Linked DNA regions of Mus musculus: region 1 is linked to region 2. A link is a loop called in an ENCODE intact Hi-C map of the cell type or tissue named here. Cell type or tissue: left cerebral cortex. All regions are shown on one strand. Each heading gives the region's core, and the rest is flanking DNA. Links, peaks and the distances in the headings are about the cores only. Region 1 has its middle 16 kb from the start of Nfasc. Region 2 overlaps Pik3c2b (phosphatidylinositol-4-phosphate 3-kinase catalytic subunit type 2 beta).

Evidence for each region. A loop is a pair of places that touch in the nucleus more often than their neighbours do. Peaks named below come from ENCODE experiments on the same cell type or tissue, not always from the same donor. Only the 100,000 strongest peaks of a DNase experiment are listed, where the experiment ranks them.
Region 1: it touches region 2 in a loop (2.4-fold over the local background); 5 of 42 quality-filtered maps call a loop at or near these places.

What each region holds. Positions count from the first base shown.
Region 1 is chr1:132,750,774-132,765,564 of GRCm38, forward strand. No RefSeq gene overlaps it. Among named protein-coding and RNA genes, the nearest start is that of Nfasc, 16 kb to the left of the region's middle. In left cerebral cortex, for the core only: CTCF peaks have their summits at 7,129 (motif pointing left), 8,013 (motif pointing right), 8,396 and 12,421 (motif pointing right); DNase peaks (open chromatin) are centred at 8,014, 8,407 and 8,860; H3K4me3 peaks cover 459 bases; H3K27ac peaks cover 297 bases.
Region 2 is chr1:133,079,515-133,094,305 of GRCm38, forward strand. It overlaps Pik3c2b (phosphatidylinositol-4-phosphate 3-kinase catalytic subunit type 2 beta), which reads left to right. Exons shown (of 33, transcript NM_001099276.2): 11 at 130-325; 12 at 1,447-1,569; 13 at 5,304-5,471; 14 at 5,987-6,098; 15 at 7,423-7,565; 16 at 8,674-8,862; 17 at 10,452-10,545; 18 at 10,657-10,751; 19 at 11,167-11,347; 20 at 12,047-12,154; 21 at 12,758-12,850; 22 at 14,142-14,271. Gm51647 (a long non-coding RNA gene) reads right to left here and starts at 14,142. Exons shown (of 3, transcript XR_003948005.1): 1 at 13,799-14,142; 2 at 13,600-13,661; 3 at 12,847-13,029. In left cerebral cortex, for the core only: a CTCF peak has its summit at 8,328 (motif pointing left); DNase peaks (open chromatin) are centred at 8,301 and 10,076.

The DNA.
Region 1 (14,791 bases), core at 4,508-12,507, 330 kb before region 2:
AGGAGGGTCACAGTGAAAGTTTAAGCAATGGCCCTGGTGAACTTTCTTTGATGAGAAGAGAGAGGGGCTGAGGCTAGAACCTGCAGGAGGGAACGAACGTTTCTCTGTGGTCTGGCCAATGGAACCAGGGCAGGGAGCTCACTGTCTCCTGCCCTACATCCTACCTTTGAAAGTTTGCGGAGGTTATTTTAGTTTGCCAGCAATAAAAGGGAATCTCTTCTAAGGAAAGTGGAACTGTAGGAACGGCCCAAGCTCCTCTCACCCAAAGCTATTCAGGACAGACAGTGCTGTGCTCTTTCTAGGGGTCCTTGCCTGCAGTTGGCAGACCACTGCCTGAGGTTGTGAGGCACTTGATCAGCCCTTCAGAAGCTATGGAGTTGGAGCGAGTGGTTTGCTGCTCCCATTTTATAGGGCAGGAACTGATACCTGTGCCTGAGATACCTTGCCAGAGTCTCACAGTTTCTGAGCTGCGCCTCTGTGGTGTGGGTTTAGAGCAATTGTGAGGTCTCATGAAATCATTGCTGAGTGTTTAGAATCATAAATAATGGTTTTGTGGCTGGAGATGGTCACAGGTTATCACAACTTGATTTCTGTTTCTGTGACAAAAGAAAAAAGAAGAGAGAGGGAGAGAGAGAGGGAGGGAGAGAGAGGGGAGAGAGAGAGGAGGGGGAGAGAGAGAGAGAGAGAGAGAGAGAGAGAGAGAGAGAGAGAGAGAGAGAGAGAGAGAGAACAAAAGCAAACCATGGGAGAAAGGAAGAGCTTATTCCAGCCTATAGTTCCAGGTTCCAGTCCAACATAGCAGGGATGTCAATGCAGCAGGAACTTAAAATACCTACACATTTCAGATCCACAGTCAATGGCAGAAAGAAACAAATGCATGCATGCAGGCTTGCTTGCTTACTTGCTTGATTTCTCCATCTTATGCAGTTTAGGAACCCCTGCATAGGGAATGTCATGCCCACACTGGAATGGGTCTCCCCACATCAATTACCCTTACTAAGGGTAATATCCCCATAGGCCAATTCAATGTAGACAATCTCTCGCTGAGTCTCCCCTCTAGGCTATGTCAAGTCGATGATTAAAACTGCCCATCACACAGATGGGATTGGGGTACTCCGGTTGGAATGACATGCTCCATCAGCTGTGCTGACCCAAGAATGGGGACAAGCAGAGACTGGAAGCCCCAGCACACTGATCTGCATTGGATGATTATAAATGTACTTACACTGGTAGCATCAAGCCTGGGAGAAACAGATGTGCACTCCAGCTGTCCTCTCTCAGCGAGGACAATGTAGCTGTGTTTAGCTTCGAGCCATGACATATAGCCACACAGAGAGAACACTGCCAGCCAGAGAGGCTCCCCTGAGCCTTGATATCAGGGTTTCCTACTGGGGGCAAAATGTGTAGGCATAGCTGACTGCCCAAAACACTGACCTTAGACTCCAGTCCCTCCAAAGTGCAATTTGAAAACATCTGATCCAAGGACCCACGGTGTATCACCTTGCTAGAATGTCAGAATGCACGGTGTGGTCCAAAAACCTTGAGGTGAATAAGGACGTCCTTATCAACCTGACTGCTGCAAAGGTTTGGAGGTCATCTCCTGGGAGTTGGCAAGACCGAATCCTGTCTCTAGGGAAGTTAATCCTAAGCTTCACAAGGGCCAACTCAGTCACCAGGATCTTCTAGACTGAAGAAATTCAGAGTTTCTCATCCTTGTGGCTTTTTGTTTCCTAGGACTAAGCTCTACTATTGAAAGATCTATTCTAAAATCCAGTCCATGTCTAGTCTCCAGGGCCTGTAGAGCTCAGGAAGGATGGAGGCTGCCCTAGATGCATACATAGCATGTCTCTCTATGGATCCTTGTTATGGAACAGGTGGCCCTAGTCCCAGGCAGGAACTGGTTTCTCTGACTTGCCCACAGGCTAGCTCTTCCCTGGGCATCTCTGGCATCAATGCTCTACTTGCTGCTGCTGTCTCTGGGACTATGGGGTTTGAGCCTTGCTGACTGTCTTTTGGTTTGGATTCTGCAGACCCCCTGGACTTTCCATTCCTACATTGCCCTTAGCTGCTGTGAGTGTTGCTCCTTCAGCCTACCCAGCACCCACAGAGGAACTCTGTTATCCCTTTTAGTCATTGCTGTCAAAGTCAGCCATGCCAAATCCTAGGCTATGCCGTGGTGCTGTGGAGAGTCCACCAGCCAGGTTTTGTCCAGTGCTCTGCAACCGCAAAAGTTCAAAGGTCTACGGCTCCAGTGACCCACAAAGAAATGCTGTAGACAGAGTATTGTATCTCAGTGACCAATCAGGTGCTTTTTAAGGGCTCTGCTCATAACCAAGTTGTGAGCCTCAAGCTTGTGAATTTCTTCCTGGAGTTAGGGGAGCTTAAGGAAACGTGGGTGCCAATCCTTAAGAGCAACCTTTGGGTCAGATATGTCTGCAGTGAAATGTGTGCATCTTCTCAGGGAGGCTGAAATCCTCCCTCATTCACTCCTCAGTCCATCTCAGCTCAGCCTTCACCACTTACAAATTACACAAAGTATCCAGTTTCTGAGTACATGGAATATTTCATTGTATTTTTTACTTGCATCTCACCGTGTGTCTCGTTCACTTATTTACTTCCAATGCTCTCCCTAATCCCTGGCATACGCTAGACCTTAGCACATGATGCCTTAGTGCCTGACCTGCCCTTTGGATCCTGCAATCCTCTCCCCATGGGTCATCCGTGTCATAGTTAGTGTGGTGGTTTGAAGGAGACTGGCCCCATCGGCTCATATATTTGAATGTTTGGTCATTAGGGAGTGGCACTACTTGAGAGGGATTAGGAGGTGTGGCCTTGTTGGAGGAAGTCTGTCACTGTGGGGTAGGCTTTGGAGTTTCAAAAGCCCAGTCTTTCTTGTCCTTCTGCCTGAGAGCCAGATGCAGAACTCTCAGCTCCTCCAGCACCACGTCTGCCCATGTGCCGCCATGTTTCCTGCCATTATTGTAATGGACTAAACCTCTAGAATGTAAACTAGCTCTAATTACATGCCTTTTAAAAATTTTAAGTAAGAGCTGCTGCAGTCATGGTGTCTCTTCACAACAATAGAACACTGCTTAGGCCAGTTGGTTGGCCATCATGAACAACTTTCCCCTCAAATATCCAGAAGGACTCAAGCACTTTCTTCCACCCCTAATCCATTTTCCTTCTCCGAGGAACCCGAAGCAGGTGGCTGACACAGAAGTCACTGTGGAGACACATGGGTACACAGCACAGCATGTGGGGAAGAGAACTGAGTGGGCCCAAGACAGAGACATGGCATCAGCTTCACAACTCTGAGAGTGTGGCTGTCATTACATCCTGACCGCCACCTCCTCAGCCTCAGAGAAGGGGAGCTTGCCGACCTGCTGGCCATCAAATCACCGGGAGCTTTAAAAAAATACAGATTCTGGGGTCGAAAGGCTGACGCCATCCAGAAATCCTGCACCTTTTAAAAGTCCCCACTCTAGCAATACACCATGGAAAGGAGCAGGGGAGGCAGAGCCAGCAAGGAGAAACATTTCTGCACAGCTCTGCACAGTATAGGCCTGGTGCTGACTCCAGTGAAATAAGCTGCACGCAGAATGATCTAGAACAGCAGCTCTCAATCTGTGGGTCTCCACCCCCTTTGGGGGTCACATATCAGATATCCTGTCTGTCAGAAATTTACATTACAATTCATAGCAGTAAAAAAATTACAGTTATGAAGTAGCAATGAGATAATTTTATGGTTGGGGGCTGGGTTCACCATAAAATGAAGAGCTATATCAAAGTGTTGCAGCATTAGGAAGTTCTAGACTAAAACAACTGCTCAGAAATTAGAGAGCTCACCAGGAAACTAAATTCATACACAAGGATGTAGCTCAGTGGTGGAGTGTGTGTTGTGCATGGTGGGCCTTGGGTTTGATCCCTAGTACATCTAAAAGCTATGTTAGATGAATGCACTTAACCCAAAGGACACTATAAAGAAGGAAAAGGCCCGGGAGGGGGGCAGGGAGAGGGATAGACATGAGATGCACAGAGGGCAGAATGTAATATGGCAGGTTGAAATCCAATTAGCTCAATAAAACATTAAATGTAAGTAGATTAAATGCTCCAAAGACAAAGATTGTCACGTTGGACAGCAACAGTTGAAGACTTCAATACCCAGTACAAGAGAAAGAGAGAGAGAGCTAGAGAGAGAGAGAGAGAGAGAGAGAGAGAGAGAGAGAGAGAGAGAGAGAGAATCAGAGAAAATGATGCAGACACAAGCAGCTTCAACCACACTACACACCGCTTGGGCCTGAGAGATGTATGAAACAGTCTTTTTCACCAGAACACGTGTTCTTCTCAAACAATCATGAAGCATTTCCCAGGACCACCCTATGCTAAGCCAGGAAACAATCCTCGACTGCACTCATGGGCATTTATGTCGGAAAGTGTAAACTTATGCTTAAACAAGACCCTGCTCACAAGCGTCCCCAGCAGCTATGGTGGTTTGTATGAAAATGGCCCCCATAGACTCATAGGGAGTGGCATTGTTGGGGGTGTGGCCTTGCTGGAGTGGGTGTGAAGCGCATTTCAGGCCCAGTTTCTCATTCTCTCCCTGCTGCCCGTGGAACCAGATGTAGAACTCTCAGCCCCATCTCCAGCACCATGTCTGCCTGGACAGCACCATGCTTCCTGCCGTGTTGATAATGGACTAAACCTTTGAGCAGTAATCCAGCCCCAATTAAGTGTTTTCCTTTATAAGAGTTGCCATGGTCATGGTGTCTCTTCACAGCAATACAACCCTGAGACTGCAGCTTTGTAATAGCCAGAAGCTTAACACAAGACATCCTTTCACAGGACAATGTTTATGCAGACCACATTTTATAAATACTATTTTGAAACACCTGACACCGCTCTGGCTCCTACTCTTGTGAGCATCCCACTGGCAACTCGTGTGCATCTACGCACAGAGAAGTGTGAACTTCCAGAGTTTCCTTTCTTCTCCCCCAAATGACTCTCAGAGAGGTGCACGCAGCAGAGGCTCCTGGTGTGGGGTTGGGGAACAGTGTGCATGTGATTCTGGACAACTCCCTTCTTTAGTGGCAGGTGGCAGCCACTCTGGTCCTAGGAAGTGGGCACTTCACAGAGGGTCTTGTCACCTGCTCTTCTGTAAGTTTTCACCCTCCACACTGAGATACAAAATGGCCCCATACTATTACATTTTTTGTAATAAAATCAGAAAATTAAAACTAACTCTATATTGATGTTATTCATATGTTTCCCTCTAAAAAATACAAAATTTGGAGGCTGGAAAGATGGCTCAAGAGGTAAGAGCATATTAGCTGCCCTTCCAGAGGACCTGGGTTTAATTCCCAGCACCCATATATAGAGGCTCACAGTTGTCAGTAACTTCAATTCCAACATGTTCTTCTGGCCTCTGTGGGTACCAGGCACACATGTGGTCTACAGACATACATGCAGGCAAAACAGCCAAGTACATAAAAAATAAAAATATTTTTAGAAATACAAGACATTATGGTGGTCATTTTTAAATGTATAATATTTAGTCCCTTATATTAAATGTCTACCAATAGAATGTCTAGGTTGGTGGGCTTGAACATTGAAGCTATTTTGTTTTGTTTTATATGTTTTGAGACAGGGTCGTGGGTATCCCAGGGCTACTTCAAACTTGCTACATCTCCAGATACATTCAACCTAAAATTTTAGTTTTTTTTAAATGCCAAAATACCCTCTGGGAAAATCATGTGGATGTATCTTTCTACTACTGTTCACCTAGTGTGTTAGGGTTTAGTTTCGTTGTTGTGAAGAGATGCCATAACCAAGGTAACTTTTATAAAGTGTAACATTGAATTTGGCCTGGCTTACATCTTCAGAGGTTTAGTTCTTTATCAAAGGGTGAGAAGCATAGAATTGTTCCGGCAGAAATGGAGTTAGGAAGGAGCTGAGAGTTCTACATCCTGATCCATAGGCAGCAAAGAGGAGACTGTGTGTCACCCTGGGCATGGCTTGAGCATATGTAAGACCTCAAAGCCTGCCTCCACAGTGATAGACTTCCTCCAACAAGGCCACACCTACTCCAATAAGACCACACATTCTCACAGTGTCACTGCCTATGGGCTAAGCCTCCAGACACATGAGCCCTTGAGGGCTATACCTATTCAAACCTCCACACCTAGGAACACTGCACCAGGAATCATTTTAAAGAATCAGCTAAGATTCAAGTTTTAGAAGTGAGTTTCAGAGCCACCAAGGTGGGTCAGTGGATGCTTGCTGCACAGACCTGATAATCTGAGTTTGAACCTCAGAACCCATGTTAGAAAGAAAGAACACTCTCAAAAGTGGTCCTCTGATCTTTACATGCATGCTCTGACATGTGTATACCTGCACATGCATTCTCTTTCTCTCTCTCTCTCTCTCTCTCTCTCTCTCTCTCTCTCTCACACACACACACACACACACACACACACACACACACACACACAAGAAGGAAAGGAAAGAAGGAAGGAAGAGAGAGAGAGAGAGAGAGAGAGAGAGAGAGAGAAAGAGAGAGAGAGAGAAAGGGAAAGGGAAAGGGGAAGGGAAAGAGAAAGAGAAAGAGAAAGAGAAAGAGAAAGAGAAAGAGAAAGAGAAAGAGAGAAAGAAAAAGAGAAAGAAAGAGAGAAAGACAGTCTCAGATCAGGCTGGAGTGATGGCTCAGCAGTTAAGAGCACTGGCTGCTCTTCCTGATGACCCAGGTTCAATTTCCAGCACCCACATGGCAGCTCACAACTTTCTTTAACTTCTGTTCCAGGGAATCTGATATCCTCACACAGATACGTGTGCAGTCAAAACACCGATGTACATAAAATAAAAATAAATTGTTTTTTAAAAAGAAAGAAATTCAGTCCCAAGGGTGAAGTGTCCATCTGAGGACAACCCAATAGTGAGTCACTATCTAAAACATGAAAATACAGACAGGGGAGCTGGAGAGATGGCTCAGCGGTTAAGAGCACTGACTGCTCTTCCAGAGGTCCTCAGTTCAAATCCCAGCAATCACATGGTGGCTCTGATCTTTACATGCATGCTCTGACATGTGTATACCTGCACGTGCATCTGTAATGGGATCTGATGCCCTCTTCTGGTATATAGGCATGCACACACTATATACTTAATGCACATAATAAATAAGTCTTTAAAAAAATACAGACAGACAGACATCCCAGAGGCTACTTTTAGGCCTGTGACTTGGAGTAAGAATGCTAATACCACCTGTTGACCTGCCTTTGTCCTCCCCATTAGTAAACCTGCCTGGTGCTACAAAAAGAAGCTCCTCTCCAGAAGATGGTGGACCTTGGCCTCTGGGGCTCTGGGGCTATGGGGCACCTGCACACACATCCATGTGGCCTAAATGTCCAGACCAAGGCCAGTGGGGCCTCTGGGCTTCCATGCTAAGTAAGAGCCCAGAAAAGGCCAGCGACTAGAGGAAAAGAGTGCAGGGTTAGACAGCAGCAACCTGGACCTTGATGGATCTGCCTTTGGTTCGCTGGGGGAGCTCATTTCTTCTTTCTTTGGTCCTCAGTGAACTGATTTGTTAGTCTAGGCTAGATTTTGCAAACAACAGGTAAATGACCAATCAGTGAATAAGTTGTTCTCTTTGCTGAAGTTGTGTCTGGCTTTTCTTTATTTTTCCTCTAATGGGAAAAAAAGAATAATAACAGAACTGTCCAAATGCATTATACACAGCAAGGGTAGACATGGTTTCTCGAACCTTCTCTACACAGGATATCCTGGACTGCTGTGTCTATTGTAAATGTATTTCTCACAGGTGGTCTTAGGCGATGAGGCTTGAAAGCTGCTGGCTGAGAGGAACCCCGGGGTTGCCCAGGCTGGAGCTCTCAGCTGTGATCCACATTGATGTGGATGTCTGGAGAGACTTTCTACTTCAGACAAAATCAGCACAGCATACTCAGGGGTGCCCGGGCGGGGCTGAAGAGCCGGTGAACGCGACAATGTCCCTACAGAGACACTAGATGGCGCTACAGCTCCAGGTAAGGTTGACTGCATCTCCCCGCGGGAGGGTCTGAGCTCAAAGGACCCGTTGCTCTGGTGGGTACGGAGAGAGTAGCTGGCTGACGATAGAGAGCGGACCTCCTCTGCCTGTGCCCAGGGCACAGTACTGGGGCTTAGAAATAGACTGACTTAATAGGAAAACCCTCACTGAGCCCTTCAAAGTCAGAATGAGATGCCGCGTGATTACTACCTCTACTCGCCCCAAATGATGGGGTGCATAATAGAGCTGAAGAATCACGCAAAAAGGCTGCATAAGGGGACTACTCTACCTACGCTGGGGTGTACAAATCTGTCCCAGAAAGTAAGGCTCCCTGGTACTTGTAGACACTGGTGTCGACGATAGGGGGTGACAGAGCGCTGATGCTAGCATCAATGGGAGCGTCTCAAAGGCATAGGCAGTAAGGAGCCTCCAAGGCTTGTCTGTCCTTGAAGATAAATTCCAACTATCAAAGCGGAGGCCCAAAAGGACTAGCTGGAGCTGGCTCAAACATGCTCATGAGAGCAGATAGCTATATTTCGAAGACGTGTTGCTAAATATAGCCTTCGTTAAAAATTTACAACTAAATACATTAAAAATACGGCAAGCACTAAAACTCCTAATTTTCTAATGATTACGCTACAATCTAGTGTCACTGGGGATTTTTACATTTACTGTCTCTGTTGCTTGGGACTGCTCTAACTGTTACCACATGCAGTGATGGTACTCTGCCAGCTAGACACTGGCGGTGGAGGGAGACTAGACACCACCGAAACAATTGAGTGCTAGACATCAGGGCTGTGGTGTCAGCCGGCTGCTGCTGCTGCTGCTGCTGTGGAGAGCAGAGAGCTGAGCCAGCTAAGCATTTGCCAGCACACCACTAGGGCCTTCTTCCTCTACTCAATTCTTCCTTCTCGGAATCCACCCAACCAGCCACCCCCATCCTGTTAGACTAGGAGAGTCTTCTTTAGAAGCATGGGGGTTGGAGGCATGGCTGAGAACACTTCATGGCCTTCCGTGGCCAGGCAGGCATAGGGAGAGCTTAGGTCAGAGACTGGGTTCGAAGCTGGAACAAGCTCTTCTTTGCCCTCCCAGGACTTGGGCATCTGTGGCACAGGTGGAAAAAGGGAAGCCATGGAGACGGTCTAAGCAAAATGCTAAAGCCTTGGCACAGGAGCGAGGCCTGTGCCCAGGTGGCAGAACCAGGGCTTAGAAATAGACTTGACTTAATGGAAAATTCCTCACTGTTCAAGCCCTTCAAAGACAGGGTCAGACTGCTTGTGAATGCTCCTTCCTCCCCAAGTGACTGGACACATACTAGAGAGGTGAATCACACACACAGGACTGTGAAGACTTTGGGAACCTGTTACAGATCCTAGACCCCAAGTTCCCTTGGATATACTAAACTGGAATCCAATTTTTTCTTTAAAGATTTATTTATTTATGTATATGAGTACGCTGTAGCTGCCTTCAGACACAACACCACTACCACCTACCCCAGAAGAGGGCATAGGATCCCATTACAGATGATTGTGAGCCACCATGTGGTTGCTGGGAATTGAACTCAGGACCTCTGGAAGAGCAGTCAGTGTCCTTAACTGCTGAGCCATCCCTCTAGCCCTGGAATCTGAATTTTTAAGCTGATCCCTCAGTGACATGTAAACAATACTAACTGCATAAGCATTAGACTGCATTGGATGCCATCGAGATGGGTATGTCTCACATTATTATTTATAATGCCATACTGTATAGAAATGATCTATATTCAGGGAGCTGGTTATTATTCCCACCGTAAAAAGAATGAGGTGACTTTCAGAAACAGGTGAACATGAAATATGAGCTACAGTGTTAAGGAAAAGAAATAGTCATTCCTAAAACCGAAATTTGTTATCGACCAAGCAACTAATTAAAAATAAAATTAAACCCATACAAAAGAAAACATGAAGGTATATTTTTATAATCTTGAAGTATGCACTCTTGCATAGGTGTGGGCAAACCCACAGTTATAAAAGAAAAGAATACTATGCTTAAAGAATACTCTAGACCATGTATGTAAAAGCCTCATATTGCTATCTAGCAGAGGTTACCTGTGAAGGAATGGAAGTGGGCTGAAGAAATGGCCCTGTTGTTGTGGGCACTCACAGGGAGCCGAGTTCAGATCCATATACAACAAGCTGAGTGTTCAGAGCACACCTGAAACCCCCGGTGTCTGACAAGACCAAAGAGAGGTCCTTTGTCTCATCCTTTCACGGTAGGGCTCATCCGTACTCATTGATTTCTCATATTTTATTCAGTCTTGACTTTTGCACTCTTGCGTAAGTGTGCACGGGAAGATTCAGGGTCTTCCTTCCTCAGTCACACTCCTCTAGAAAGACCCTCAAGGTGTGCCACCTAGATGGATCCAAATCAGGCAAGTCAGGTCAGGCTGACGATGAGGGTGAACCAGCACAGCGTTCGAACAACAGTTAGACACATCACTTTCCACAGCTAACATTCAATTCAGCCTTGGTCTGCAGCTTTAGCCGGGTTCACATTCCTTTCTTGGCCAAACTGCACGTTTGGTTTTTCTGTTCTACTTTCTGCCTTTCCCCGCTGTAAATCGGGTAAGTGCACAGCCTGTATATTATGCCGTCTTGAAACTACCTCCTCCAAAAGTCCCTCACCTCTGAACTCATCCTTTCTCTCGATCTCAGAACATAAAGAGAATGCCACCAGAGGCTCTGCCCAAATGCATCATAAGTGGTGGCGGAGGTGTGTGGGGTTGCTGCTGGCTCGGGTAGGGTTACGTCGGAAGCAGAGAAGGGGCAAAGCCAGTGCTTACCTTGGCTTTTTCCTTTTTAAACGTATTTTTTTTTAAAGATTTATTTATTTATTATATGTAAGTACACTGTAGCTGTCTTCAGACACTCCAGAAGAGGGCTTCAGATCTCATTATGGATGGTTGTGAGCCACCATGTGGTTGCTGGGATTTGAACTCCTGACCTTCGGAAGAGCAGTCGGGTGCTCTTACCCACTGAGCCATCTCACCAGCCCTTTAAACGTATTTTTTAAAAAAAGATTTATTTATGAGCCAGGTATGGTGACGCACACTTTTAACTCCAGCCCTCGGGAGGCAGACGCAGAAGAATCTCTGTGAGCCTGAGTCCAGCCCGGTCTCCATGATAAGTTCCAGACCGGTCACCAGAGGCACCGTAGTGAGCTTCTGCTGGAAGAAAAAGTAAGTGAATAAAATATTTGTTTCTTTAATTTTCATTTTATGTATATGTGTGAGTGCGTGCATATATTTATGTGCACAGTATGTATGCCTACTGTCTTTGGAAACCAAAACTGGGCATCAGATGCCCTGGAGCTAGAGTTACAGGTGGTTGTGAGCTACCTGATGTGGGCACTGAACCCTCCAGGTCCTCTGAAGGAGCACAAAGGCTTTTAACCGCTGAGCATCCTCCAGGGCATCCTTTTCTTCATTTGGTCCATGGTCCTTGCCTTCGACCCTGTTGCTTCCCTGCTGTGTCTGCCAGACTAACTGGTGTGTGTGTGTGGGGGGGGGGGGAGGTCTGAGGATTCTCTGTCTCTGCCTTGAATCTCATTGTAAGAGCACTGAGATCAGAGGCGCACTGCACTGCACCCAGCTTTGCATGGGTTTTGGAGATTCGAGCTTCGAATCTCCTGTTTCTACAGCAAGCACTTGATTCACAGACCCACCTCTCCAGCACCCCAAAGCATTTATTAATCCAATCAAGCTGACAACTGAAATTAGCCACAACCACTTGTATATTTTAATTGAAAAAAATCTAAAACATTGTATGTAGCATGTTGCCATTTGTGTAAAAATACAAGCTTTTTGTTTTTAAGATTTATTTATTATTTACTTATTTGACCAAGCCAGCTCAGCCAGTCAACAGGGTCTCGAGGGAGGGAGTGAGAATTAAAGAAAGAGAAGACACTTAGACAACATTATAACAGAACACATCACATAACAGCAGGGCTGAAGCTGAAGCAGGTTTTTTTTTTCCAGTCTGATTTATATCATTCTAGGTATATTTGAAGAACAGGGTCAGTTCTAGGTCAAAGACAAAGTAAGTCAAGGAACAAACAAGGCAATAAACAAAATCCTGCGGTCACTGTATCTAGGAGTTTATCAGGATGACCAAGATACAAGGAATACAATACATTCTTTGACTGTATTCATCCTCAGCCTTGTCCTAGCCACTGTCAAATTTTTGCCAAATTCCCAAAGCTCTCCACACCTCTCTCTCTCTCTCTCTCTCTCTCTCTCTCTCTCTCTCTCTCTCTCTCTCTCTCTCTCATTTAGTTATGTATGTATATGGGTCCTTTGCCTGCATGTCCATCTGCACACCAGAAGATGGCATCAGATGGCTGTGAGCTGCCATGTGGGTGCTGGGAATTGAACTCAGGACCTTTGGAAGAGCAGTGAGTGCTCTTAAGGACTGAGCCATGTCTCCAGCCCAAGCCTTTGATTCTTATGGCTCTCTGGAATGAGAAGACAGTTGCCAGTGGGCGCTGGAAAGAGAACTATGGGCCTTTTGTAAGGCTAGTTTGTTAAGCCTGCTTGGATTAACTTTAAATTAAATTATTTTGCATGTGTATCCATGTGCTGTGTGTGTGCAGGCATGTTTACATGTCTAAGGGCACACATAGGTGTGGGTGCATGTGTACATGTGTGCATGTGTACATGTGTGCATGTGTACGGAGAGCCAGGGTTGATGTTGGAGGCCTTCTGTGGTCCTCTGTACCATGATTATCAAGGCAGTGTTTCTCACTGAACCTGGAGCTCGCTGATTCCACTTAGTCTAGCTAGACAGCTAGGCAGGGAGTGCTGAATACCATCATGTCTGCCTAGCTTTGTATAGGTTCTAGGAATAGGAACCCTGGTCTCCACATTGGCATGCCAAGTACCCTATTCACTGAGCCATCGCCCAGTGTTAAATTAGTCTCTCTCTTTTTTTTCCAGAATGGAGTATTTTGGGGTACACTCTGTTGCTTACATTCTTCTTGTCCTAACAATGAAAGGTTTTTTTTTTTCTTTCTTTCCTTTTTTTAAAGGTTTGTTTGTTTGTTTGTTTGTTTGTTTAATGTGAGTAAATTATTACAGATGGTTGTGAGCCACCATGTTGTTGCTGGGAATTGAACTCACGACGTCTGGAAGAGCAGTCAGTGCTCTTAGCGGTCGAGCCATCTCTCCAGGCCCCTTGAAAGGTTTTCTTATCTTCAAGGCATATCCCAGCCCCTGCCTCTTTCCCTTCAGCCCATGGAGCTGACCTCCCCTACCCTGTGCTAGCCGAGCTGCATGCAGGGTTGGGGACTTTTTGTTGCTGTGCCTTTGCCTCAGTTGCTTTTCTACACCTACCCTTAGCATTGCCTCATTGTTCTGTGTGTCACATAAAATGCCACCAGTCCCTCGCCCCAACCCCTGGGACACCCACAGGAGTGACTTATACCACACAGCGCCGTCTGCAGTTGCACCCTGACTGAGATGCCTAGCAGAATACTGCACAGCACATGCCTTCAGCTGCACTGGTGGCCCTAGAAGATGGGGACTGGGCTTCACCTACATCCACACTCTCACCTTCACACTTAAAGCTAGGTGGGCACTCCAGAGCAAGGTCTCCGGTTCTCTGTTGATGGATGCCATTAACATGGGGAAGAGATAGCATTGTCTTTATTAGGCAGCCCCCTTGTGCTGTACTGGTTCTGAGTGACTCACTGTTCCTGTTGCAAGAACAGGGGTCCTCTCCTACTGTGGCAATGACACCCCAGCAGGAAGGGTGGCGGGCAGCTGACCTTGTGCCTTGTGCTTGGAGTTGGGGCAGCAGCAGCCCTCTGGAAACCCCTGTAGGCTGTAAGCAGACCTCTCTTCTCCAGTCAACGCTGGCCTTGCTGGGAAACAGTGTGAACAACTGGAGCTTACGTTTGCTTTTGTGAATTTATAAGCTTAGAGAGGCTTTCACTCTGTACTTATGAAGTGCCTGCTCTCTATTGGACACCAGTGGGTAGTCGAGTTCAAAAACAACAAACAAAACATAGATTCTGCTCTCAAGGAGTTTATGGTCTTTGGGAGAAAACGGTCACGTGAGCAAATCAATACAATGTTGTTAGCACAGTGACAAGGAGCTGGCCAGGTGTTAAGAGAAAGTAGAGGAGATTTATGCTGGCCATGGGGCCCCACCCCCCCCCAGGAGGAAAAGATTAGCTCTGTGCTCACCACCCCCACCCCTACCCATACCCCTACCACTTTCTTACTCGCCTCAGCAGAGGATCTGTGTAAGGTTAAGGGAAGGAGACTGGTTTAGTAGCTAAAGGAGCAAACGGGAAGGGGTTAGATCCTGGAGGAGCGGATGTGTGGGTTCAGACGGTGCTAGGAATGGAAGTGGCTTTGGAGCCGGCGCTGGAGGGGTGGAAATGGGAGGTCACAGGTGGGAGGTGAGCTGAAAGTCCCCCCTTCCACTACAGGAGCATTTTCCTCTCCAGCCTGGGCTGGGCGTGGTCCTGAATGGCCAGTCAGGTTTAGCCACTGCTGACGCCTCCAGGAAAAGGCCCACTGGATAGGAACTCTCTGCTGCAGGCCCAGGCCTGACCACTCCGCAGAGTCACGAGGCGTGAGCCATGACCACTCTGCAGAAAGCCTCGTGTCTCATGACTTGGCGCACTACGCCTCACCACGCCCTCAGGACCTATGAGAAGTCATGTAAAGGCTATTAGTAGATGGCCCCAGGGAGGACACTGGCCAGCCAGAAGGAA
Region 2 (14,791 bases), core at 4,117-12,116:
AGCTTTGTCACAGCTATTAGAAATTGGCTGATCCCTGTCCCAAGCTGTCCCATACTGCTAGTGTCATGGCAACCAAATGGCCCCTATTGAGTCCTAATGAGATTCTTTTCTGACCTCCCCACTTCACAGAGAAGGTGGTAGAAGCCTTGACAGCGGCCATCTTGGACTTGGTGGAGCTGTACTGCAGCACATTCAATGCAGACTTCCAGACGGCGGTGCCTGGGAGCCGAAAGCATGATTTGGTTCAAGAGGCCTGCCACTTCCCTGGGGCCCTGGCCTTCACTGTCTATGGCACTCACCGTATTCCCATCATCTGGGCTACCAGGTGACTCAGGGCTAGGGCTAGGGCTGGGAAGCCTGGGGGGTCGGGGGAGCTCCGCTGCCTGGTGGCTTCTTCTCTTCTAACTGTGGCCCTCTATGTTAGGATGGTTGTTATTATGTGGCATTCTGGTGCCACAGGGCTAAGGTGATGAGCCTAGTACCTGGAGGGGACCTTAGTCTGTATCCATCTCAGAGAGAGAAAGCCCCCTAGGAGATAGATAAGCACCTGCCAGTCCCCCAGTCCTGGCTGCCTCGGTCTCTCTGCCCCCTCCAGATCCAGAGCCGGCTGAGGGAGACAAGCGACAGATGGCCGGTTCCCAGATAGAGTGTGGCCCACACCAATGGCTGCACTCCCCTGCAGATGCACAATGAGGGTGGCAGGGAGGGGGTGACCCTTTGTCTGGGGTTCCCTTGCGGGGTGGGTGGAAGAGGACATCCATTTGGTAGTCCTCAGCTCTTCTTCTGGGTCCCCAGAGTCCTGGGGCCTGGGGGAATAGGCATTTGGCCCCATCCCACCCTTACCAACCCCTCCCCCCCTCTCCTCCCCTTCCCCTTCTTTCTTTGTTTCTCACTTAATGTATTCCTCTGGGCGATTGGCGCAGAACAAAGGAGGCAGCCTGGGAAACAGGGGCCTTCTCTGACCTCTTCTGTCAGGCACCTGTCATGAGCCACGGGGACCCCCATGTGCTGGTATTCATGGTAGCATATGTCGCTTTCCTCCCCCACCCTCCTTGCCTGCACATACACACACACACACACACACACACACACACACACACACACACACACCAGTGGCTGACTATAAGGAAGAGACTAAACAGCCATTCCCATGAAATGACCAAGAAAAAAAAAAAACAAACCAAACAACAAACAAAAAACCAAACCTCCTGTACTCAGCATGTGCCTAAAACTCTGGGGGTCTAGGGGTCCTGATCAGGTTGCTGTTCCTTAAGCCTGGCATGGTGGTCCTCACACTGACCCCGTGCTGCATCCTCCAAAGATGAAGAGAAGTCTACCAGAGGAAATGGAAGTTGGCATCAGGGCGGCTGAGGCTGGTGTGGCTGGTGTGGCTGGTGTGGCTGGTGTGAAGGGCAAGGTATACTGACCGCTCTGCTTGCTTTGCAGCTATGAAGATTTCTACCTCTCCTGCTCCCTCAGCCACGGTGGCAAGGAACTTTGCAGCCCCCTGCAGACCCGGCGGGCTCACTTCTCCAAGTACCTGTTCCACCTCATCATCTGGGACCAGCAGTAAGCCCTCTCTCTCAGCTCCAGGATGGCTGCAGCTAACCTGCTTCCTTCAGGGATGCCCTGGAGCAGTAGACAGTCAGACTGAGCACAAGCCTGGGTCAAATCAGGTTCCATAACTCTCCTTATCCAGATAGATCCTCCAGCTTCCCGAGTCATTTCCTGACTCTTACCTGGGGACAAACATGCCGCCATCTCTACCTTTCAAGTTATTAGGAACACCCAACCGGAAGTACCCATAAAACTTCTTTATACTCTATAATGGGTCATGTAAATATTACTTGCTGTTTTTAAAAATACCTTTCTTGTTTTTCTCTTGCCTCTCTTACAGCATTTAACTGGTCTTCAGATTTTTTTTTTTTTATTACTTCCCTTTCTCTCAACATTCTCTTAGAAGGGGCTAAGATACAGCTTGGAGTGCTTGACTGGCATATGCAAGGCACTGGATTCCAGCCCTAGAACAGCATTAAACCAAATCTAGAATCTTAGCACTCAGTGGGACAGAGGCAGATGGCTGTAGTTTTGAGGCCACACTGGGCTACATAGCAAGTTCTAGGCCTATCAGGAGATCCCATCTCAATGCCTACAAAAAGGATGGGGGGTGGGGGTGGCTCTTGAGTTGTCCATTATGGATAAAGCAGGGATGGTTGTCTAGGAAAGGAAGCACAGGCATGGAGCCAAGGAATAAGGCTCTGTTTCTTGGCTCTCTTGGTAATCCCATGCTCTCTCTAACTTGTCGGGGCCTCAGCTTCTCAAATTGAGACTTGAGAGCACCTGCTTAACCTTGAGGCAGGTTATGAATACAGTAACCACCATCACAAGATGGCATGAAGTACCGTTTATTAACAATAATGTGATCTCAGGAAGGAGAGAAATGAGGGGTAAGGGGACCGCAAGGGTGGGATTGCAGGTTTGTCCCCCAGTGCTTGTCTGTGTTGGACCTTATTTACCCTCCCGACAGCCAGAAAGCCCCTTGCTTGCTGTGCCTGCTTGCTGTGCCCCCTTCCCCCCCTTCACTTCTCCAGGCTACTATGTCTGAGTCCCCCTTTACAGAGCAGCAAATGCAACGTAAGTGGGTGGAATGCAGGTGGCAGGGACAGAAGAATGTCCACGGGGAGATGGAGGATTCTCAAATAAGTAGTTGAAGGGTCTGGGTAGATTGTCTTATAAAGGTACTAGAGGGAAGGCATAGCCTGTTTTCACACTTAGGTCATTCTTAGAGCAGTAATGAAGTACAGCTTTTGCTAACAAACACTAGAACGCCCCGACACCCTGCAGACAAGGTAATGGCATGAAGGGGCTCCTGAGAAGCAAGCGAGGCCTGTAATACCAGGAAGCTGGGGCAGAATGGCTGTGAACCTGAGGGCAGATTGGACGACGTAGTGAGACCTGGGTTCAGTTTGGAATACCAAAGTCAAGAGTCTCCATTGAGACTCTTATCCTCACTAAGCACTGGACCTGGTCCCTGACAGAGTATGAGGTATGGACACAGCCCAGCCTCCCACGTGGGTGTCCTTCCATGCTAGGGTCAAGATCTCTACCTTGTTACGCAGGACCAGGCCCTGTGGGAGGTGGTTTCTCTATGTAGCCTTGGCTGTCCTGGAACTCACTCTGTAGACTAAGCTGGCCGTGAACTCACAGAGATCCACCTGCCTCTGCCTCCCATGTGCTGAGATTAAAGGCCTGCACCGCCACACAAGCCTCTTAGTCCTTCTTAATGAAGGCCAAGGCATGTGGGAAAAGGCATGACATGCTGAAGGTCTGGACTCAACTTTGAGCCAGCCATCCTCAGTAGATGACAGACAGCCTGCAATGGAGGCAGTTCTAGGAGTGCTCTCCAAGATTTGGCAGAGTTGTTAGGACACTAAGAAAACAACTTGCTCAGTGGTAGAGAGTTTGCCTAGATTCATGAGTGGCGCAAAGATGAAACAAACCAATAAATAGGAAAGTACTTTGGATAGCTGAGCATGGGGTGCCACACCTGTACTCCAGCACTTAAAACACTAAAGCCAGAGGATTGTTACGAGTTCAAGACCAGCCTAAGTGAAATAATGAGATAAGACAAGAGAGACAGAGAGAGGGAGCGATAGACTGAGAAAGGGAAAGAGACCAAACCTGGTCCACCATCTACTGCTTGGTAAGCAAATGCACTCTCCTTTTCTGTCCTCATCATCTAAGCTCTGACCGTCTCAGTTCCTGTTTCTCTGTTCCAGGTGGCTGGCAGTGACTAATGCCCAGGGGGATATTTGTGTGAAAATGCTATCTATGTCACATCAGCCAGGTCCAGAGTAATAACTAATATCACACAGCAGAAAGAACCCAAACTATATAGGCTGCTCTTCTCCTGGTGAGCGTGCCAAGGGCGGAGCTGTCAGTTCAGATGCTCAAGATTGTGAGTGGCCAAGCAGGAGCCCCACCCAGCACCTCACAACCCCAGTAGCCCCAGTGCTATAGTGTTGGAGAAGGGCTCACCGAGAGGAGAATTTCTTAGGCCAGAAGACTCAGCTCTTCAGGAGAAGTAGTGGTTCCTTTGACCAAGCCGAGGCATAGGGTTAGAAAGGTCATATTGGAATCCCAGATACACTGGGACCTGAGGAAGGGGAGGCCTTGCCTGCTTCTCTGTATTATGGTTTCAGTAAGGCAGTTTGCCCCTTCCTTCTTTCTTTCCTTCCTTCCTTCCTTCCTTCCTTCCTTCCTTCCTTCCTTCCTTCCTTCCTTCTCTCCTTCCCACGGCAAGGTCTCATACTCATGCAGACTTAAATTGACCTTGAAATCCCAGCCGTCCTCCTGCCTCAGCCTCCCAAGAGCTGGGATTACGGCCATACCACGGGTCAGCTCTTCCTCTTGTTGGATGACCAGACCAACTTCCTCTCCCTGGCTGTGGGGTCAGCTGCTTCTCCCTCCCACTGTAGTTGGATGGACATGGGATCAGCTTGCTCTCAAAATAGGCCCAGCAGCCATGCTCTGTCACCTCCGGCCAGACCCAGCCTGGCATATCCCCTGGCTGCTGAAGGGGCCCTAATTATAGCTGTGGGGCCCCCAGGGTAGAAGCAGCTGGGGCAGAGCCGGATTGTGCCAGTCTGCGGCTGCTGAGTGCCTTCTTTGAGTGGAGACTTTCCCCAGGAGTGAGGGGCAGTGAAGAGGGAGGCTGCCTTATCTGTGACCTCTGACCTTGGGGGTGGCGGCCCTGCCTCTGTGCCCTTTGGGTGTAGCAGCAGTCGGGCCTAGGGCCAGCCAGGAGGGTGTGGCAGTGTGGACTTTGGCCCAGGGACAGCTTCCCGGAAAGGTAACAGGGTGGGCCCTGGCTCTCTTTTCCCCAGCCCCTCAGCTCTCTCCACCTCCCCACACCCAAATCTCCTTACCCTGAACTCAGAGGGTGTGGCTGGGTGTGGCCCCGTCAGGGCGGACCGTGAAGAACATCTGGCCTTGAGCGCTGCTTATGCTGCTTATGCGTGTCTTGGCCTGGCCTGTTTCCTTTCTCACTCTTCTCTGAAAAGCCCCTTCTCTTTTTTCCCATGACTCTGTTTTGGGGGGTCCCTGGGGCTAGGAAAGGTGGGACAGAGAACCTGGTGCTTCTTCCTAGAGAGGCTCTTGAGACTTGTCCTGGTCCCTTGGGAGGCATGCCTTGGGACATATGTGACACCCGAGTGGAAGGCTGCTTCTCTGCTTGTACTTTACACCCCCCGCCCCCAGCCCCCCCCCCCAAGGCTGTTGACTTTGATCCCCTTGTTTCCTAGGATCTGCTTTCCAGTGCAGGTGAACAGGCTACCTCGGGAGACTCTGCTGTGTGCCACACTCTATGCCCTGCCCGTTCCCCCTCCTGGGGGTTCCTCTGAAGCGAATAAGCAGAAGCGGGTGCCTGAAGCTCTGGGTTGGGTCACTACCCCTCTCTTCAACTTCAGGCAGTACGTGTGAGCGCCAGGGGAACAGCTTCTAGCCTTGGAAGGGAGCAAGGGGGATGGAGATAAAGCCTGGTAGTTATACTCGGTACTCCCTGAGAAGGGTTGGCCACATGGCGCTCACTGTGAAGCCCAGAGGTCCCCATCCCTGTAGAGAAGTCAATGCACAGAGCTGGTGACCCGGACTATTGATGTAACCTGGCAGGTGGGGGAGGGGCGTGGGAAAACACTATCCCTGTAACAAGTCACGGGGTCCTGTATCAGAAGGACTTCAGAGGTCATCTACCCAGGCACGGAGACACCCCTGCCAAAGGGTCACCTGAGTGGCAAGCTCAGAGAGGCTTTCTGCCATGGGAGCCCTCCTAGAGCTTGAAGTAAGACCTGTGGCCTCTGGGGATAATCCAAGGGACAGGAGTGGGGGAGAAGCTTCAACTAGAAAAGGTTTGGGGACAAGAGAGCAGGAGAGAAACCCCCAGCGTAGGCACCGCTTGTTGGCTCATCTTACCCTCCTTCTGCCTTAGAGTCTTGACCTGTGGTCGAAAGCTCCTGGGCTTGTGGCCAGCGACACAGGAAAACTCCGGTGCCCGCTGGAGTGCGCCTAATTTCCACCAGCCAGACAGTGTTATCCTGCAGGTGAGACCCAGCTAGGAACTCTGGGCATGGGATGAGATGTGGCCAAGCATCTCAGTAAATGGGAGAGCATGAGTCGAAGACATCCCCCTCCCTCAATTTCACAGCATCCTCTAAAGTTAGGTCTGAGGCCTTCTCCACCCATGGCTCCCCTTGCTTTGAGACCTCATGTTTCTAGGTCAGATCCAGCTGGGCGCTCCCTTCTCTTAGGGCTCAAGGGAAAGTGTTCCCACTAGTCACTCAAGGGACATGTTCTCTTTGGAGGGAGGGTGGGAGAGAAGCTGCCTCAATCCTGGTTGTGATTCCCATTTCTCGAGCCCATGAGATGCTGTGGTGTGGAATAGGGGGTGGCAAAACCAACAGACAGTGAAGAAGAAAGATCCAGAATACAACTCCATTAGCAGATGGTTTTACCTTTGGCTCTGCCCGGTACGGGTCAGGTGCTGAGTGAGAGAGCAGAGCCCCTTAGAGAACCGAACCGGATTGTTCAGCTCTGATGCCCACTTTAGGAGGATGTATGTTTTGGTGGCTCAGAGCAGATGATCACAGGCCCTAGAGTTAATAGAGCCTTCACTCACTGTGTGCTACCAGATCCAGACAGGCTAGGATGCCTCTGGGACCACACAAGGAGGTCCCCAGCTTCAGCCTGGGTACTCTCAGTGGCTTGCCCTGTCAATGCCGTTCAGGGTTTTGAAGTGGGGCCTATCCTGTCTTCCTTAAGCATCTCAACTCAGCCTTTCCCTACCTTCCCCATTGTTCATTTTTGATTCGTTTTGGGGTTTTTTTGTTTTGTTTTGGTTTCTTTGTTTGTTTGTTTGTTTGTTTGTTTGTTTGTTTTTTGAGACAGGGTTTCTCTGTGTAACAGTCCTGGCTGTCTTGGAACTTGCTTTGTAGTCCAGACTAGCCTTAAACTCTCAGAGAGTTAACCCAGCCCATGTTTCCTTTTTTTTTTTTTTTTTTTTGAGGGGAAGATTTGGATGAAACAGGGCCTCTCTATCTATGATTGCTGACTGGCCTGGAACTTACTGTGTAGATTGGGCTGACCTCAAATTTGCAGCGATGCTCCTGCCTCAGTCTTTCCGAGTACTAGGATTATTGGCGTGACCCACCACACTAGGCTTCTTATGGTTGCCTTTCAATTTTTGCTGAAAGTTACAGCTGGGATTTTGGGGATCACCACAGACATCAGGGTTATTTTACTTCAGGGAAGGGGAGGCTAGAGGCAGGAGCAGAAGCCTGTGAGAGAACAGCCGGGACCCAGGAAGTACCTTCACTCACACTGCCTCCTTCCTCCTTGCTGCGTCTGCGTCTCTGATCCTATCCCAAGATTGACTTCCCCAGCTCGGCCTTTGACATCAAGTTCACCAGCCCCCCTGGAGACAAGTTCAGCCCCCGCTATGAGTTTGGCAGTCTCCGGGAGGAGGACCAGCGCAAACTTAAAGACATTACGCAGAAGGAGTCCCTATACTGGTGAGGCCCAGGACACCTCCCTATATATCGCAGGCTTCCCGCTGTCTGTCTGTGTCTGCCTGACCTCTTACCTCCCAGCATCTAGGCTGTACCATTTGTGCTTGAGGACTGGAAGTGGTCATTCAAAGAGTCATTGCGACCACTTGACAATGGTGGCAGCCTCCAGACTTTCTTTAGTTGACACTAGGGAAAGTGCATAGAGCAGGTTAGGAGATAGGATCCCAGAAAGTCCGGTGCCGCACTAGTGACTGACCTGCCACCACCCCAGATACACCCCCTGGTTCTGGTGGGGCAGCTGGCTTCCCTGCTCTCACTTCCTCCTGCCCCTTCCTCCACACCAAAGGCCTTTTGCATTTTTCTGGCCTTGTCACATTCCAAAAAGGATCAGGTGTCTTGACAAGCTGGCAGCTCTCAGGAGTTAAGGAGTCCAGGCTGATCTCATCCTTGGAGCTGCTGTGTCTACCAGGACTGGAGAGGGAGGGGTGAGTAAGGAGAGTCAGGGCTCTTGATCTTCCTAGCCACCTCTCTGGGCCCAGCAGAGCCCTGTTCATATGCTGGGTCAGGGAACAAGCGAGGCAGACCTCCCTGCCCCCCAGCCCACTCCTCACCCCTCATTTCATTAGCCCTCAGCTCCAGTCTTCCATTAGACACCTGATCTCAGGCGAGTCCCAATTAGCTACAGACCCTGTAAAGCGAAGAGAGATCCCAAGAGGCCTCACAGTTGACCAAACCCTGACAGGTGTTGCCTACTGCCCTCTAGTGGCTCTACTTGGAAGTAGTACCATCGGGCCATCCCCTGGTCTGGTATTGTTGACCTCAGTCTGAGAAATGTCCCTGAGATTGGGTCAGAGGTGAGATGTGGATCCTGTTCTCCAAACCTGCAATCATCTGTGATCATTAAAAAAAAAAAAAACCCAAATGTTTAGTTTCTGTAGACATTCTGACTCAACTGGCATTGGTGTGGGAGCTAGTCGCCAGAAGTTACCAACCCCTTCTGTAATAATGTGTGGTGACGTTGGGAAGCCACTGAATGGTAGCGTGTGGGTCAGTTCCCTCGGAACAGCAGTTCTGTGTGCCCTGGCTCACTCTGCCGCTCGCTCTCACGTAGGCTCACGGATGCTGACAAGAAGCAGCTGTGGGAGAAACGCTATTACTGCCACACTGAGGTGAGCTCACTCCCCCTGGTTCTCGCCAGTGCACCCAGCTGGGAGTGGGCTTGCCTGCCGGACATCTATGCTCTCCTGCAACAGTGGACTCACATGAACCACCAAGATGCCCTGGGACTCCTGCATGCCACGTGAGTTGTAGCTCTTCCTTGTCCCGGCTCCAGCACTGCCATTACTTGACAGGTCAGCTCAGGGAAAGCAGAGTCGCAGATGTGCCAGCACTCGGCTTTCCTACTCTCCCATTTTCCTTTGTCTCATTTTCCCCTAATCTCATAACACCATCCGTATCCCCAGGTGCACGTCACATAGAGTTTACCACTAGATTTCCATCTGCACACGTCACAAGGTGCGCAAGTGCTGGCCTATCCACCTGCCACACAGAGTTCAACTGTTGTACATACTTTGGTAGAAACTTTTTGTTAAACAAATAATTTTGTCTGGGCGGTGGTGGATCAAGCCTTTAATCCCAGCACTTAGGAGGTAGAGGCAGGTGGATCTCTGTGAGTTTGAAGTCAGCCTGGTCTACAGAGCAAGTTTCAGGACAGTCAGGGCTACACGGAGAAGTCCTATCTTGAAATAAAACAAGGCTGGAGAGATGGCTCAGCAGTAAAGAGCACCGACTGCTCTCCCAAAGGCTGTGAGTTCAAATCCCAGCAACCACATGGTGGTTCACAACCATCCGTAATGAGATCTGACTCCCTCTTCTGTGGTTTCTGAAGTCAGCTACAGTGACTATATGTTTTACTTACATATAAATAAATGTGAGTATATGTTTTACTTACATATAATAAACAAATCTTTGAAACAAAACAAACAAAAAACCCAGATGTTTTTGTTTTTGAGACAGAGTCTCAATATATAGCCCTACCTGGCCTGGAACTCGACTTATAGATGAGGTTGGCCTTGAACCCAAAGAAAGCTGCCTGCCTCTGCGTCCTGAGTGCTGGAATTAGAGATATCCACCACCGTGCTCTAGTAGCATGCACATTAATAATAGAACTCAGGGTTCCTTTTTTTTTTTTTAGGTAAAATTTACATATTAAGAATACCCACATTCATCCAAAGATTTAACAAATGCTCTCCCTTTATAGAGCCCAAATCTTTATCCCTCTTCCTTCTCCTGAAGAGTTCTTAGGGTCACAAGGCTCCACTCTGAGACTCCTCAGCTGTCTTTTCTAGATTGTACCTAGGCTTCCTGGTCTATTTCTTGCCATCTCAGTAATTAAATTGTACCTGCTGATGAGACTTTTTGAGGCTACATCTTTGCTAATCCCCGAGAAAGTCATTTCCCGGGCTGTCTATTGGCTTATATAAAACCCCACAGTTCTCAATTGCTTGCCTGGCAGGCTTTGTATTATAGGATGTTACCCAGAAAACCTGCTCCACCCACTCAAGGGCTCCTTGAATTCCTAACACAAGTACATCGAGTTAAGGAAGAGCTTTGCGGGTGGAGTGGAACACTTTGCTGTTGTTGGTTTTTTGTTTTTCAATTTTCTCTTAAGTGTTCAAGGAGTGAGAAAGGTCATTATCCTGTTCCTGTCTGCCTAAGGGAGACTCTGTCCATGGGGAAGAACCATTCCTAAGAACTGCCCTCCAGGAGAGATGCAGATCTTGCGGGGTGGGGGGGGATGACATTTCCTGCTCTGTGCCTCTGACACCCAGGCACGAGGTTTCGTGGGCTCACATCTGAGGACTGTCAAGGCTCTAACCTCTTTTGCAGCTTCCCGGACCAGGAGGTGCGGCGGATGGCCGTGCAGTGGATCGGCTCCCTCTCAGATGCGGAGCTGCTGGACTACCTGCCCCAGCTAGTCCAGGTGTGAGGCCGCGCAGCTCCCATGTTACATCTGACCTCGGAAGCCGAGCCCCCAGGGACACTAGTCAGTGTGGTGAATAAAAAAGCCTCGTGTTTGCTTTCTTCTGAACAGGCCCTGAAGTATGAGTGCTACCTGGATAGCCCCTTGGTGCGCTTTCTCCTGAAACGAGCCATCTCTGACCTGCGAGTGACCCACTACTTCTTCTGGTAAATCCATGGGAAGAAAGAAAAGAGGTAGACAAGCGTTCTTAGGCCAAGACTCTCTTCCCTGTGGCAGGCTAAGTGAGGAGCTACGAGATCAGGCTCCAGGATGTTGCTCATCTTCCCTGTGGCCTTGGTCTAGTATCTTTCCTCAGGGCAGGTCTCAGTTCTCCTCCATATAACTCTGGCAGTGTCATCTAGATTCCCCCCTTCCCTACCTACCCATGGCAGAAGTATAAAGGTAAGGCGAGCTGCAGAGGGGCTTCAGCTCAAAGACAGGGTAGATATTCAAACTATATTTTACCCTGAAGCATGGGGGAGCTTTCTGAATCGAGGTATCAAGGTAGGATATGACCCTTTCTTCCCTAGCTCCATGCTGTGGCTAGTGAGTAGCCTGACCCCCACCTGCCCTGCCTTGCAGGTTACTGAAGGACAGCCTCAAGGACTCTCAGTTCAGTATCCGCTACCAATACCTGCTAGCAGCCCTGCTGTGCTGCTGTGGCAAGGGACTGAGGGAGGAGTTTAACCGCCAGTGCTGGCTTGTCAACACCCTGGCCAAACTGGCCCAGCAGGTCCGAGAGGCCACCCCATCCGCCCGCCAGGTGAGTGGGCAAGGCTGGCTCTCCCTGTCCCTGTTTCTAACTGAGGCTTATGTAACCAGGAGTTTTACACCTTGCAAGTGTCCCGTTTAGAAACTAGAAAGAGGTGGCTGTGACCTGCAGGCCTAAGCAGATAGTCCCCAAGCTGGCCACAGCTCATGAATGTGCTTTGTTTGGCTTGGTTTTGACTTAGCCTTAAAGGTTAGACATATTTGTATATGCTGTCTGTTGCATAGACACATTCAACAGGTGTGGGCTAGGATTCAGTCACTTCTTTGTGGGGAACTGTGTCTCAGGGCTGAGACAGGTGACAGAAAGGGACACTGTGCCACACCAGCAGTGCTGCCGATTTCTGACATTTAAAACTTGAGAGGTTTCCATGTGTAAGTCTGGGTTGTCAGCATTTCTAAGCAAAGCCCAGATAGGATTTTACCCCTTGGGATATTCTTGCCCTCCATCCTATGCCTGCTTTCTTATGCCCTCCTGGAAGGCTTGCCTCTCTAGATAGACACTCGGGTGTGCTTTTGTGCACTGAACAAGTCTGGGACCCAAGTGGGTGATTGTGCTTCCCAAGAGTTTCTCAGAAGTTGTCCCTGTTACTCAGGCACAGGACTAGGTACCTTCCTCTGGGAGACACCTGGCTCTGAGTGGAGCCTCTGGGCCTCTCACCTCACCCCTGCTTTTCCCCCACTCCCTCTGAAGGGCATCCTTCGTGTGGGCTTGGAGGAGGTGAAGCAGTTCTTTGCCCTCAATGGTTCGTGCCGTCTGCCGCTCAGTCCCAGTCTCCTGGTGAAGGGCATCGTGCCCAGGGTGAGTCGCTCCTAGAGGTAGAACTTCAAAGACTTGAGGGTGGTGAGGGCCTCCTTACCCTGTTAGGAGAGGAGGGCAAACACTTGACCTCTTCCCAGCTTAACTATGCCTGGGCTTGGCTTGACAACTGTAACTGTGTGCTGCAGGGCAGAGGAACTGGGTCAGAGGCTCAGTCTCCCTGACGGTGCTGAGGATGCAGCTGGGGAAGGTGGCGAGGATGGCAGCTCTTGGCCATGTGCCTCGACTCACTGTCCAGTGAGGGTCTTTCTGTCGGTTGTTGCACTCCATCCTCACAACTCAAAGACAGTTAGTAGTATTATGAACATGTAGGACATGAGATTTAGCAGAGGTTACAAACCAGTAAGTTGCATACAGAGTGATGGGAAGGGGTGGGCAATCACATGGTAGAGCCACCGGTTCTAACAACCTAAGCCAAGATGAGGGGATTGAGGAAAGGGACTTTGAGTTCCTGGGAAATCTGGGAGACGCAATGAACACATCAGCAAGAGGGCAGACAGCGTGCTGGTTCAGCGTGAAGAGGGTGTTTGCCTTCCTGGCTGTGGAGCATGCTGACGTTGGTCGCTTGCCCTCTCTGCTGTACAGGACTGCTCCTACTTCAATTCCAACGCAGTGCCCCTGAAGCTTGCCTTCCAAAATGTGGATCCGCTGGGCGAGAACATCAGAGTCATCTTTAAGGTGAGAGTGCTTTACTCAGCAGGCTTGGTGGCACATGCCTGAAATCTCAGTGCTTAGGTTGAGGCAGAGGGGTTTGCCAGGAGGCAAGCCTGGGCTATGCAATGACTTCCAAGCCAAGCTGGGCAAGATAATGAGACACGGTTTCAAAAAAGGAAGCAAAACCAATACCTTACTCATGCCTGGTGGGGATGAAAACAGGGAGAGAAGAGAATACTCAGGACTGGCAGGAAAGGCCTGGACCATTCCTATCCTCTCTCTCGCCCTCCTCCTTCTCCTCCTCCCTCCCTTCCTCCTCTTCCTCTTCCCCCTCCTCCTCCATCTTCCTCCACTCCCACCTCCATTGGTGGGGATTGTGCTCAGTGCCTTGAGCATAGTAGGCAACAGTTCTCCCTCTGAACCACATCTACAGTCCGCTCATGCTACTTTTTAATACAGGAAAGACTAGCAGGTAAAGGGGGATTTTGATAAATTCTGCATGGCCCCAGCACTGTTAGGAGAAAGAGAGGCAATCCATAGCTCAGAATATGGAGGCACTTTCTGGGAGGTGGGGCTACTCCCACAATGCCATGGGTAAGGTGATGACCATATTCTAGTAGAGGATGTGGCTGGGTGCTAGAGAATGTATATGAGGTACTGGTTAGCCTAGATGAACCTCATGTTCTTCCTTCTGACTGGCTTCTCCATGGTGGTGGGAAAGAAGCAAATGATAATTCCAGAGTATATGCTACAGTGGGGCAGGCAGCACCTACCTGGGGCTCAAAAGCAGAACATATGCTTAGCATTCACCCAGCTCTTGGTTCAATTTCTAGCACTGAAAAAGTAAAATAAATATACTCTGTGACTCAAACCTTATAGTGCACATGTGCTGTGTACCACAGCTAATTCCTGATCCAGTATAAACATTCACGTTTTTAAAAGGTCTGGTGAACCAGACATGAGGGTCCATACCTGTAATTTAGCACTCACAGGCCAAGGCAGGAAGATTGCTGGTTAAGACCAGCCTGAGCTGCACAGAGAGACCACGTCTTAGACCAGCAGGGTTAGTGATCAGAGGAGTTTCATGCAGAAACGGAACCATAATGGGGATACAGGAATGTTGGGGTGGGGGCGCATCAGGGATTAGTGCCCCTTCTCTTGTTCCTTGACCTCGAGTAGGCCCGGTCAGCTGGTGAGTGGTGCAAAGCTAGAGAACTGCAGCTTCTCCCTGCCACAGAGTTTGGGATGCTGAGGGGTCTGGGAGGCTGTGGGAGGGCGTGGAAGTGGATTTTAATCGCTCCTCTTCCTTATCCAGTGTGGGGATGATCTTCGTCAGGACATGCTCACCCTGCAGATGATTCGCATCATGAGCAAGATCTGGGTACAGGAGGGGCTGGACATGCGCATGGTCATCTTCCGCTGCTTCTCCACTGGCCGAGGAAAAGGTCCGTGGGGAACTGGGGCAGGGCATCCCTTCCCTCTCTGCCTTCTGCCTGCTTCCCAACTTGAACAATGGAGAATAGAAGGGCAGGGTTAGTCCATGAGAAGATGTGGGGGTGACTTGAAAAAAGAAAGTAAGGGAGAGACTGTTGTGAAACAAAACAGAGTCGGAGGCATAGCAACCTCTGTGGACTTTGGATCTTGATCAAACAAACCGATTGTAGTTTTGAGATGGCTGTAAGAAATTTGAAAATCGGCTGGCTTCAAGGACTGCTGTTGGTTTTTGTTTTTGTTTTGTTTTTTTTTTGATATGACACATACATGGTATTTTACTTGTTGGGTACACTTAAAAGTAATCATGCCCGAGATGGCACATCTAGAGCAGAGGTTGGTGACAACACACATATGATCCCAGTTCTCAGCTGAGGTGCAGGATCAGAAGTTCGAGGCCAGCCTAGGCGACAGAGTGAGACCCTGTCTTGCTTTGTGGGACTCCAGCTAGAGCAGCAAGAAATAGGAAGCTAG